Regions from separate parts of the Mus musculus genome. Here region 2 is linked to region 1. Evidence: chromatin contacts called from ENCODE Hi-C data. All regions are on one chromosome and are shown on one strand. The core of a region is the stretch at or near the end of the contact, and the rest is flanking DNA. Distances in the headings are between cores, read along the strand shown.

The links. Hi-C counts contacts between places; a loop is a spot of excess contacts on that map.
Region 2: a map of T-helper 17 cell shows a loop between it and region 1 (2.5-fold over the local background). The contact joins the enhancer-like site here to the promoter of Fgd2 in region 1. A Hi-C loop is called at or near these places in 1 of 37 maps with a recorded cell type or tissue (T-helper 17 cell).

The regions. Positions count from the first base shown.
Region 1 is chr17:29,357,753-29,363,798 of GRCm38, forward strand. Fgd2 (FYVE, RhoGEF and PH domain containing 2) reads left to right here and starts at 3,162. Exons shown (of 16, transcript NM_013710.4): 1 at 3,162-3,405; 2 at 5,959-6,046. The coding sequence starts at 3,341.
Region 2 is chr17:29,412,425-29,418,470 of GRCm38, forward strand. No RefSeq gene overlaps it. Among named protein-coding and RNA genes, the nearest start is that of Gm36199, 19 kb to the right of the region's middle. Within about 2 kb of position 3,352, at least 2 of the 3 ENCODE cell types and tissues checked have a DNase peak (open chromatin) inside an H3K27ac peak, as active enhancers do.

The DNA of each region.
Region 1 (6,046 bases), core at 1,912-4,411:
GCATGTATGTATGCATGCGTACATATTCCATGGTATTCAGGTGGCAGTCAAAGGACAACATTCAGGAATCAATTCTCTCCTTCTATCACGTGGGTTCTGGGTATGGAACTCAAGGTGTCAGGCTGGGCCTCAGTATCCTGCCCTGCCCGGCCCCCACATACATTTTTTGTTAACCGCTATTGGCATTGTTCTTACTGGAGACTTAGTTCCACAGAGAGATTGTTATCAAACATCTCTTGAGATTCAATATAGTGGCAACATTGTTTTTTTGGTTTCTTTTTTGATTTTTCGAGACAGGGTTTCTTTGTGTAGCCCTGGCTGTCCTGGAACTCACTTTGTAGACCAGGGTGGCCTCGAACTCAGAAATCCGCCTGCCTCTGCCTCCCAAGTGCTGGGATTAAAGGAGCGCCACCACCGCCCTGCTTGTTTTATAGGTAGGTACACATGTATAAACATGTCAATAAAACAGTGTTACTTTGGGGCTGGTGAGATGGCTCAGTGGGTAAGAGCACCCGACTGCTCTTCCAGAGGTTCTGAGTTCAAATCCCAGCAACCACATGGTGGCTCACAACCATCTGTAACAAGATCTGACGCCCTCTTCTGGAGTGTCTGAAGACAGCTACAGTGTACATATATAATAAATAAATAAATAAATCTTAAAAAAAAAAACGAGTGTTACTTTAGTAATTGTGTAGGTATGTGTCCATTTACATGAGTGTGTGTTGATACTTAAGAGTCCCCTGGGTTTGTTTGTTTGTTTGTTTGTTTTGGTTTTTCGAGACAGGGTTTCTCTGTTGTAGCCCTGGCTGTCCTGGATCTCCCCTGGGTTTTTAAATACATACAGAAATAATGTCATTTGGCATTTGGGGTTTGCTTAATCAGGACACAGAAGGGAAATCGAAAGAGCCACACATAGGTGGGGAATGAACTCTGGTGTGGACTGAGAGGGCTCATGGGGGTGAATTATTCTATTCTGTCTACCCTCGTGTATGTTCTTCATTTTTTTATGACAAAAAGTGCAAGGGGATCTAAGGTATGTTCTTCATTTTTTTATGACAAAAAGTGCAAGGGGATCTAAGGACGATGCTCAGTTGGTAGAGAGCCTGGCCGGCTCTGCATCCTCAGCATGGCATAAAACTAGCATTGTGGGGCTGGAGAGATGGCTCAGCAGTTAAGAGCACTTGCTCCTCTTGCAGAGGCCCTGCATTTGGGATTAGTGAGACTTAGTCCTCAGGACTGGGCTGGCCTCTGGTGGCAAACACAGCTGGGGGGTGGGGGAGCTCAGAGGTGCAGGGTTGCTGGGCAGGAGGCTCCAGGCTCACAGCTACCACAGCAGAAACTCTGCCAGGCACTTTGGGCTCCAGGATGGCTCACACTTGATCCGAGGACAAAGACTAGCTTCAGTGGAGGGTCCTGGCTCAGGATCCATGGGAGAGCAATGAATGAATGGCTTTCCAGCTTGAATGAGCAGAGCAGAGGCGCTGGTCACGTGTTCTAGAAACCCTGAGTGACCAAGAGGCAGATTTCCCTAGGGTGCTGTGATCAGGGGACCCTGAGGATGGAGTGCATGGAGGTCACCCTCCAGGTTCCCTGGGTCTTTGCTGGAGTCATAGGACACTTACCTGGGCTTCAGAAATGGCAGTTCTTCCCCTGTTCTTCCTGGGTGACCTCAGTCAGGTGTCTTGACTTCCATTGGCCTCCATTTCTGATAAGGGAGCACACTGTGTAACACAGCTATGGGAGTGAAAGAGAGGAGACTTGTTAGCTCTAACCCATAGGGGCTCTCCAACCCGGGCCACTAGAGAAATATCAACATCATTAAGACAAAAGCATCCAAAGAGGTGTTGGGGACCACAGGACCCCTTCCTGCATATCCTCACAGTCTGTGGGGTTTTTTGTTTTGTTTGCCCTATTTTTCTTTTTTTTTTTTTTTCCGGACAGGGTTTCTCTGTGTAGCCCCAGCTGTCTTAAAAGTTACTCTGGAGCTGGGCGTGGTGGCGCTCGCCTTTAATCCCAGCACTTGGGAGGCAGAGACAGGTGGATTTCTGAGTTCGAGGCCAGCCTGGTCTACAAAGTGAGTTCCAGAGCAGTCAGGGCTACAGAGAAACCCTGTCTTGAAAAAAAAAAAAAAAGTTACTCTGTAGACCAAGTGGGCATCAAACTCAGAGATCTGCCTGCCTCTGCCTCCCGAGTGCTGGGACTAAAGGTGTGTGCCACCACCAGTTCAGCTTTAGATGTTTTTTTTAGGGTAGGAGTACAAGAGATACAGTGTGTGTGGGTTGGAGCCCAGAGGCAACCTGAAAGAGTCTGCATTTTGGGTGGAGAATTGGTTCAGAGGTTAAGAGAACTTAGAAAGGACCTAGGTCCCATTCCCACAACACCCTCTTCTGACCATTGTGGGTACCAGGCACGAATGTGGTATAATAGACTCACACAGGCCAAACACTCATACACATAAAAAATAAAAGTAAATAAAAAGAAAGGAAAAGTCTATTTTTTTTCCACCATGTGGGGCTCCAGGGTTAGACTCAAGCTGCCAGGCTTGGCTACAAGTACTCTTACCCCTGAACCATCTCAAAGCCCACCCCATCCGACCCCATTTTTTTTTTTGAGACAGGTCTCACGTAGCCGAATCTGGTCTTATACTCATTACGTTGTCAAGGAAGAACTTGGACTTCTCCTCTCAAGTGGGTGCCATGGGCATGTGCCATGATACCCAGTTCTACAGTGCTGAGGATAAAGCCCTGGGCTTCCCGCATGCCAAGCAAGCATTCTCTATCAGCTGAGCTACATCCCCAACCCTGTGGTCCATTTTAATTTAAAAGCTGTTTTTCCATCAGCAGTGCACAGCGCCAGATGCAAGGAAGATGCTGAGAATGGTACTAAGTAAAACATCCCTGAGCCGTCCCCTTTCCCCCCATGCAGAGAATTGGATATCCAGGAAGCTGCTCATCCCAGGATCCGGCTCCAGAAACGTCCTGTGACCACTGTTGCCACAGCCCGTGCCTTCTCTAACAGGACTGGGTAGAAGTATCTGAGAGGTAAAGGTCAGATGCCAAGAGGGCCGGGCAGTACTTCACAGGCTCCTCCCACAGCAAGGAGAGTTTGACAGGCTCCTCCCACAGTAGGGAGTGCTGGCCTCTCTTCCAAGCTACTGGGACCACTTCCTCTTTTTTCACTCTGAAGATAGGAACTGCCCCAAGGCAGTCAGAAGCGATGGGCAGATTCCAGGCTGTGGTAGACCTGCTTCACCCGCTGGCCAGGGAGTGCTGAGGGCACCAGCCTATTGCCTCCCTCCCTGCTTCTGGGGTAACTGAGGACCACCTTGCAGGCTAGCAGGATGGAGCGAGCCTGTGAGAAGCAGGACTCAGTGTGCAACCTGGTGGCTGTGTTTGAGAACAACAGGTACAGATGGTGGGGGAGGGGTCGAGCCCTTCTATCTGATCTGGTACTTTGGGGCAGCACCTGGGGTCCCTCCATCCTGGGTGCCTGGCAGTACAGGCAACCACTGCTCTTGTGGTAGTAAGCTGGACAGGGTGAGCATGGGAGATCTCCAATCCATGCACACACACATCCCACTCACACCAGGACACAAATGGGAACAGGAAGGCGGGACACAGATGGAATGTGGCTGACTGGGACAAAGCAGAGCCATGCTCACCAGGCCTCTCTCCTAAGTTCCTTTCTATACCTCAGGGCTTACTCTGATGGCCCTAGGGTGTGACTTGTTTGGTTCCCATCATAGGGAGAACAGAAGAGGGGACACAGGAACTAGCTTCTTTGAATTTTGGGGCTGTGCTGGCACTTGTGTCTGAAGGGAAAAGACAAAGCCAGGAGTGGGAGGGGTCCTGAGTGGCCTTGGAGGGGCGTGAGTGTGAGACATGAAACCGCTTTGCAGGCCTGTGGTTTGGGAGTGCCTTTGGTCCTCTGGAAGCAGATAGAGGTTGGCCTCAGGAGGCTTAGGGGGAAGCTGTGGGGACCTGAGAGACGAGGGGAGGAGGGGCAGGTGGAGGGAGGGGCTGAGCCCTGGATTGTTGTAGAGGGTTCCAGAACCCGGGTACACCACAGTGAGTCCCCATGCCTTCAGCAGCTAGATGCTGGGTAAAGCAGCACTCTTACATGAAGATAAGGAGTCTGCCACCAGAGTCCCCAGCCCTCGGGAGCCACAAGAACAAAGCTTAGTGCCTAGAGTTCTGTGGAGGATGCAGGGGTAGATTTCTACTTGTGATACAAAGTTCCGTCCTTCTGAGACACCAGGCCACAGGCTTTAGATGCCCTGGGAAGGCCTCCACGCTGTGTTGTGGGCCTGCAGGCCATGCACAGGAGGTGCCTGGGGCCTCCACGTGGAAGCCCACATTCACCCCTGCAGAAGTTTCACTTCCTGGGTGAGCAGCCTGACTCTGCCTCTCCAGGAGCTTGGCTGAGTGCATCCTATTCAGCACCTGGGACAGCTCATTCCCACCGCCCTCTTGGCCCACCACACTCATGCTGGAGGGGGCGTAGGCTCATGTAGATGCCAGCCCTTGGGCTACTGAGTGGTGTCTGGCTGCACCTTGCAGGTAGAGTAGCCATACAGAGGAGTGGGTCACTAGAAGCGTGGTCAGGAGTGTGAGAGTCAGGCTCTGAGCAAGGGGACCATGCAGGCGTCTCTCTGTGGAGCCCTTGGTGCCTAGCTGATCTGAAACTGAGGGCTAGAGAGGAAACAGGCACAGGCCTGAGTGCTTAGAAATGCAGAAGCTGAAACCAAATGTACAGGAGAAAAACCTGAGACTCAGCACCCTCTCACCCAACCCCCTCTCCCTGGCTGCAGGCCCTGAGGCCAAGGAACTCCATTTTCTATGTCTGGAATGGGCCACCTCGGTCCTTCTTCCTACACCAGGCCCTGTGACCAGGACAATCACCTCAGCTCTCTGGGTCTCTCTGTCCTTGACATCAAGAGGAAAGACAGCTTAGCATGGAGGTTTGGATGTCAGCTGCCCCTACCTGCCCCACTTTCAGGTTCCCATCCTTTCTGCCTCAGTCTCCACATCTGCAGCATGGACGCAGGGACATTCTTTCTCATCGGGTTTGGAGGCTCGGTACCTGTCTGGCCTCCGTTTCCCTGTCTGTCTTTCTCGAGGGGATGCCTACCCAGCGCTGTCACCCTGGCTATCTCCCTGCACATGCCTGGCTCTGGCAGTGTGGGTTTCTCTGGCCTACAAAGGACTGGTAAATGCTGCACAGCAAAACTGTCCTGTGAGGGCTGAACCTGGGGAACAGGGACCCTGCTCTGCAGGATGGCTTTGTCCCCTGGTAATTGTGTGAAGGCCATAGGCATCCCTGAAAAGGCCCAGTTTCAGCATCTGAGTCCCTGCTCTGAATTACTCTCTGGCGCCCACCTTCCCTTGATGTATCGGGAGAGATACAGAGATGAAAGCAAGGGGGAAGAACATAGGTGGGCGTGATCCTGAGGGAGCCCCTGAAAGATCTGTGTGCCAAAGGAGGGGTTCTCTCTAGATGTGTTTGCATTTGAAACAGGGAAGTATGTAGTTCCCCAGAGAATAAAATAGGCCATAATGACTCATTTAGGGACTGATGGAGTTCCCTCCCAGAGGACACTCAGAAGGATGCTGGTGGCACCTGGGACGTGGCTCTGTTGGTAGAGCACTTGCTTATCGTGCACAAAACCCTGCCGCCCCCCGCACCCCCCTGGCCACACCATGTAAGCCAGACGTAGTGGTTCATGCATGTGATCCTAGCACCAGAAGTCCAAGGTCGTCTTCCACTATAAAGGGGTCAAGGCTAGCCTGTGGTACTTGAGTCTCTGGCTCAAAAAAAAGGGAGGAGGAAGGGGGCTGAGGAAGATTCATAAGCTTTGACAGGTTCCTACACTGTGCCAGGCACTTGGGAACCCATGAACACCAGTGGCTCACACAGGTTACCCTGAGGAGACCCTCAAGTGTGGTCTGTTCTCAGCAGGACTCCGGGAGAAGCACCTGGATCCCATAGCCTTGAGGACCAGCCCCATAGCCCTGAACACCAGCTGTCCCTGTCCCCAGAGCCTTGG
Region 2 (6,046 bases), core at 2,102-4,601, 55 kb after region 1:
TGGCTCCTGACTATAATCCCATCAGAGAGCAAGACAAGAGAGCCGGGGAGGAAATGACGTTATTGGTAGTGTGCTTTTGTGGTATTCAATAAGCAGGCTCTGGTGGCACATGCCTGGCCTTGAAATCACAGCACACAGTACACGGAGGCAGGAAGATCAGAAGTCGCAGGTCATTCTGGTTTACATATTGAATTCTGACATAGCCTGGGGTACATGAAACCATGTCTCAACAAAAGAACAGACAAGGGCTGGGCGGTGGTGGCACACACCTCAATCCCAGCACTCGGGAGGCAGAGGCAGGTGGATTTCTGAGTTCGAGGCCAGCCTGGTCTACAAAGCGAGTTCCAGGACAGACAGGGCTATACAGGGAATCCCTGTCTCGAAAAACCCAACAACAACAACAGACAGACAGACAAAGGCTGGGGAGATAGCTCATTCAGGAAGTGTTTGCCACAGAGACACAAGGACCAGAGTTCAATTCCCAGGTCAAAGTCAGGGGCGTAGCAAGCGCTCAGTGGCCAGCTAGGCAGGCTTAATTGATGTGCCTCAGATCCATCCTGAGATACCCTGCCTCAAACAGCAAGGTGGGGCTGTCCAGATGGCTTAGTGAAGAAAGGCATTCACTGCCAAGCCTGACGACCTGGATTCAATCCCTGGGACCCATGTGTCAGAACCAAGTCCTCAAGGTGTCCTCTATTCTCCACATGCATGCTTTTGGGGCACAGTTGCAGTGCACACACACACACACACACACACACACACACACGAACATGGTAGTTTTAAATTTTAAAAGCTTTAGGGGCTTGGAGAGCTGGCTCAGCGGTTAAGGGCACTAACTGCTCTTCCAGAGGTCCTGAGTTCAAATCTCAGCAACCACATGGTGGCTCACAACCATCTGTAATGAGATCTGATGCCCTCTTCTGAAGACAGTGTACTCATATACTATACACAAAATAAATAAATATTAAAAAAAAATTAGAAGCTTTGTGGACCTTTGTCTTTAATCCTGGCACTCAGGAGGCAGATGAACCTCTGAGTCTGAGACCAGCCTGGTCTACATAGTTTGTTCCAAGCCAGCTAGGGAGACCCTATATTAAATAAATAAATAAATATAAATGCAAGGTGGATTGCTCCAGAGGAACTGACACCTGACATGTTTACACACACACACACACACACACACACACCAAAGCAATGAAATAAAATAGATTGAATTGCTCCCCGAGCAGGCCTAGGCTCCAAGAGTGACTGACTATAGCGCTCCATTCAGGAGGAGCTAACCAGTTCCTCAGACCTGAGGCCAGAGTGACTGTCAGGAGCGCAAAACCTGATGGGTACAATTGGAAAATGTTTTTACACTTATCTTTTGGGGAGGGCGGGAGGGTGATGGGGGCGGAGCATGTGTGTGAGTACCACAGCCTGAACCTGGAGGTCAGAGGGCAACTTGCAGGAATCAGCTCTCTCCTTCTGCCATGTGGGTTTCAAGGATCAATCCTGGGTCAGCCGTGGCAGCGAGCGCCTTTCCACGCTGAGCTACCCGGCTGACCATTCACTTCATCTTAAATTTAACAACTGGTACTTGCTTCTGTTGTCAAAAATATGTAAGGAGGGAGGCAAGAGATGGCTCAGCAGTTAAAAGCATGCACTGCTCTTGCAGAAGACCAAGGTTTGGTGGTGTGTGTGTATGGGAGTGGTGTGTATGTATGGGGGTGGTGTGTGTGTGTGTGTGTGTGTGTGTGTGTGTGTATCTTTCTGAGTGTAGGTATATGTATATGAACACTGTTGAGGCTCATCTTGAACTACTGGTTCTTCTGCCTACATATCCCAACATATCCCAAGTTCTAGGATTACAGATGCCCAGAAAAATATCTATACCTCTACCTCTACCTCTCTCTCTACCTCTCTCTCTACCTCTCTACCTCTTTCTACCTCTCTCTACCTCTCTCTACCTCTCTCTCTACCTCTCTACCTACCTCTCTACCTCTACCTCTACCTCTACTCTATCTCTACCTCTACCTCTCTACCTCCCTCTCTACCTCTCTCTCTACCTCTCTCTACCTCTCTCTACCTCTCTACCTACCTCTCTACCTACCTCTCTACCTACCTCTCTACCTACCTCTCTACCTCTCTACCTACCCTCTCTACCTCTCTACCTCTACCTCTACCTCTACCTCTACCTCTACCTCTACCTCTACCTCTACCTCTACTATAGCTAGCTAATTTTCCTGATTTCCTAATGTGGATAACTGGCAAGCAGTAAGTCGCATATATATTGGGGAAACAGTATCAGGAAAGGTCTGGTTTAGTTCATGGTTCTGTGCCAAGGTTAATTTCTTAACTTTGGCAACTGCACCCTAGTTATGCAACACATTAATTTTTGAAGAAGTGGACGGGTAAAGGGTTTAGAGGAAATCTCTGCCACTTTTCTATAAATTGAAAAATTAACCAAGCACTAATGGTTGGGTCCATGCTTAGAATCTCAACACTTGGTATGCTGAGGCAGGGGGATTGTCACCCCTTCAGGGGCTACCTGGTGAAGTTTCAAGCCAACCCAATTTATAGTACAGGACACTGCCTCAAGAATAAAAAAAGAGTTGTATTGGTGGTCCATGCCTTTAATTCTAGCCCTCAGGAGGCAGAGGCACGTGGATCTCTCTGAGTTTGAAGTTAGCCTGGTCTAAACAGTAAGTTCCAGGCCAGCCAGGGCAACATAAGACCCCATCTCAAAAGACAAGATTATTCCCAAAAGTATAAAACAATACCTCCTGTTATGTATGTAATAACATTATATCTCTGTTACAGATTATATATTTATTAATGTCTATTTTTTAAGACAGTCTTATGTATCTCAGAAGCCCAGGATGTCCTTGAACTTCTGATCTTTTTACCTCCATAAAGACCAAGAAGAGGGTGTTGGATCCTCTGGGACAGATGGATGTCCACCACTGTGTGGGTGCTGGCAATGGAACCCAAGTGGCTTGGAAGAGCAGCCAGTGCTCTTAATCCTGGAGCCATCTCTCCAGCCCCTTCTTAGATTATTTGTGTAAGAAGTTCCACCCTAAAACTAGATATAGTGGCATGTGCCTGTAGTCTCAGCACTTGGGAGGTGGAGGCAGGGAGGATCAGGAATTCAGGGGTAACCTGGGCTACACAGTGAGTCCAAGGGCAGCCTGAGTTACATGAGATCCTGTCTCAGAGAAGGTCTGGGATTCTGTTTTATAGTCAAGAGTCTGAGCCCTCTCACTGGATGCTCTCATCTCTGAGCTTCTATCCTAATGGCTGCCCCTAACCCTGTATCTTCTTTCTAGGATAGCCACTTCTGCCCACAGCAGTGAACCAGGACGGGGATGGGGATGGGAAATGGGGATTATAGGCTAGCAGGACTGGCCGTTCCCACGATAATGGGGTCCCTTCCAGGAGAGACTTAGTGTGGACCAAGGCTGCTGGGAAGGGCTGGGACTGGGCTGTTGCTTTCTGGCCTTTCATTGGTTGGTCAGTGACTTTCATCTCCGGCCAACTTCAGAGAGGACCTTAGGAGCAGCTGCTGCAGCCAGAAGGCAGGAACCCGCAGGTGGCTAACCCGGAGCTTCTCAGGCCCTGAAGCTGACATGTGATACAACCTGGGGCCTGCAGATGTCCTGGAGTCCAGGAGAGACCCACAGCTGCCTGCAGCCACAGGGCCTGGCCACCATAAGCTGGGTAGTCGATGTTCCTCTCCTGTTCTCACAGTAGATCCCCTGGCTCAAGCCTCCGCAAGCAGCAGAGTGCCCGCCCCCTCCATCCTTTGCAAGGTTCAGCCTCCAAAGCCTGCAGGTGGGGAAGGCCAGCCAGCAACAGTTCAGCGCTGCCGCCCTGAGGGACCTGGGCCAGGTTGGCTAGCACAACGCCTGCAGCCGGTCACCGGCCACCCTCCACCGTCCAGATGTCAGCGGCCCCGGCGGCCCTGTCCTGACGTGCACCTTCCCCTTCGCTGCCCCGCAGTGCACTTTGTCTCGCCGCAGCCAGATGTGCCGGCTTTGGTGCTGGCCGCCTCTAACGAGGTACATATGTGCAGCCTGGCCTGGGCCGCTGCTACCAAGGAGAAGGGAGGCCCCAGGAGAGAGCGGGCTGCAGCTGGCCACGCGGTGAAAAGGGGAGGAGAGTTGCTTGGGGAAGGACTCCTGATGGAAACTGAGCTGGGGAAGGACCGCTCTGCCTAATAAGGACCTGGCTTTAGCTGGGGGATGGGGGGGGGGGTGGAGTGTGTGGGGGTGTGGTCACTCTCCTCCCTGCTCAGGAATAACCTGCATCTGTCCCCTAGTTTTTCCCTAACAACTGGGGTGTTCTCATTAGTTGTTTCCCCTTCCCCCTAATCAGAGAAATCATAACCAGAAATAAAAGACAATTTAGAAAACTCAATATAAGCCAGGCCCAGTGACACACAATTGTAATTCCAGTTTCATGGACTGAGACCGCTGAAGCAGGAGGCTGGCTGTTGAAGCTGGGCGGTTCTGTGGGGTAGAGGACAGGCAATTAGCTGAGCTGCTACAGGTGCTTATTGCCACCTGAGTCCAAGCTCTGCCCCGCCCACCTCCACTAGGTGGACTAGGAGCCACCTAGTGACTATGTGGAAGAAAAGAATCAAGTCTTACAAGGCTTCCTTCCATCTCTCCATGAGCACAGTGATCATGCTGGTGCGCGCTACACACACACACACACACACACACACACACACACACACACACACACACACACACACACACATACACTCACACAGTAAGGCATGCATTATTCACCCAGGGTGCTCAGAGCCAATTGCACACGCTGTTTCACTGAACACTAGAACTGTCTTCCATGAGTTTCTATTGCAAACAGCACTGTGATGAGCAGCCTCTTGCTTGCACGGAAACAGTCCGATAAATGCAATCGTTGGAGGCTGGTGATGTAGCTTAGGCAACCATGTTTGCTAGCATCCATGCCCAGGTATGACATGGTATTCTTTTGTTTGTTCATTGTTTTGTTTTGTTTTGTTTTGTTTTGTTTTGTTTTGTTTTCCGAGACAGGGTTCCTCTGTGTAGCCCTGGCTGTCCTGGAACTCACTCTGTAGACCAGGCTGGCCTCGAACTCAGAAATCCACTTGCCTCTGCCTCCCAAGTGCTAGGATGAAAGGCATGCACCACCACTGCCCGGTGACACAGTATTCTTGTATGATTGGTAATTTGGAGTCACAGTCAGGAGGACCAGGAGTTCAAAGACATGCTTGGGATACATGAAAATCACCTCAAAATAAGTAAGTTCACAGGCAGGAGGGACTGGGTGACTTCCCTTACACACGAACATACATGAGCAAGTCTGCTTCTGACGAGGGAGCTGGCTCCAGAGAGTAAGAAAGGCACTTGTCACCAAGCCTGACCCCTGGATTCAGTCCTCAGGACCCATGTGGTAGAAGGAGGACCAACTCCTAAACTGTTTAGCCAACTCCTAAAATGTGTAACCATGGCATGCAGGTGTCCCCACACAGCACATAATATATAAAATAATAAATAAATAAATAAATGCAATTGTTTGTGTCAATTTGATGCAAACCTAGATATATCTGGGAAGAGGAAATCCTTTTTTCTTTATTTTCTGTGCATTGGTTTTTGCCTGCATGTATGTGTGAGGAGAGTGTCAGAGCCCCTGGAACTGAAATTATAGACAGTTGTGAGCTGCTATATGGGGGGGGGGGATTGAACCTGGGTCCTCTAAAAGAGTAGCCAGTGCCCTTAACCAGTGAGCCATCTCTCCAGTCCTGGGAAGAGGGACTCTTCTTAATTGACATAATGCCCCCATCAGATTAGCATGTGGTGATTAATTGGTGTGAGAGGGCTCAGCCCACTCTTGGAGACACCACCCTGAGCAGGTGGTCCTTGGTTGTATCAGAACGCAGACTGAGCAAGCTGTGGGGAGCAAGTCAGTAAACAGCGCCCCTCGAAGGCCTCTGCTTTGGTTCCTAGGCCAGGTTCTGGTCTTGGTTTGCCTTGATTGCCCCTGAGGGCTGTGGCTGAGGGTCAGCCAAGGGAACCCT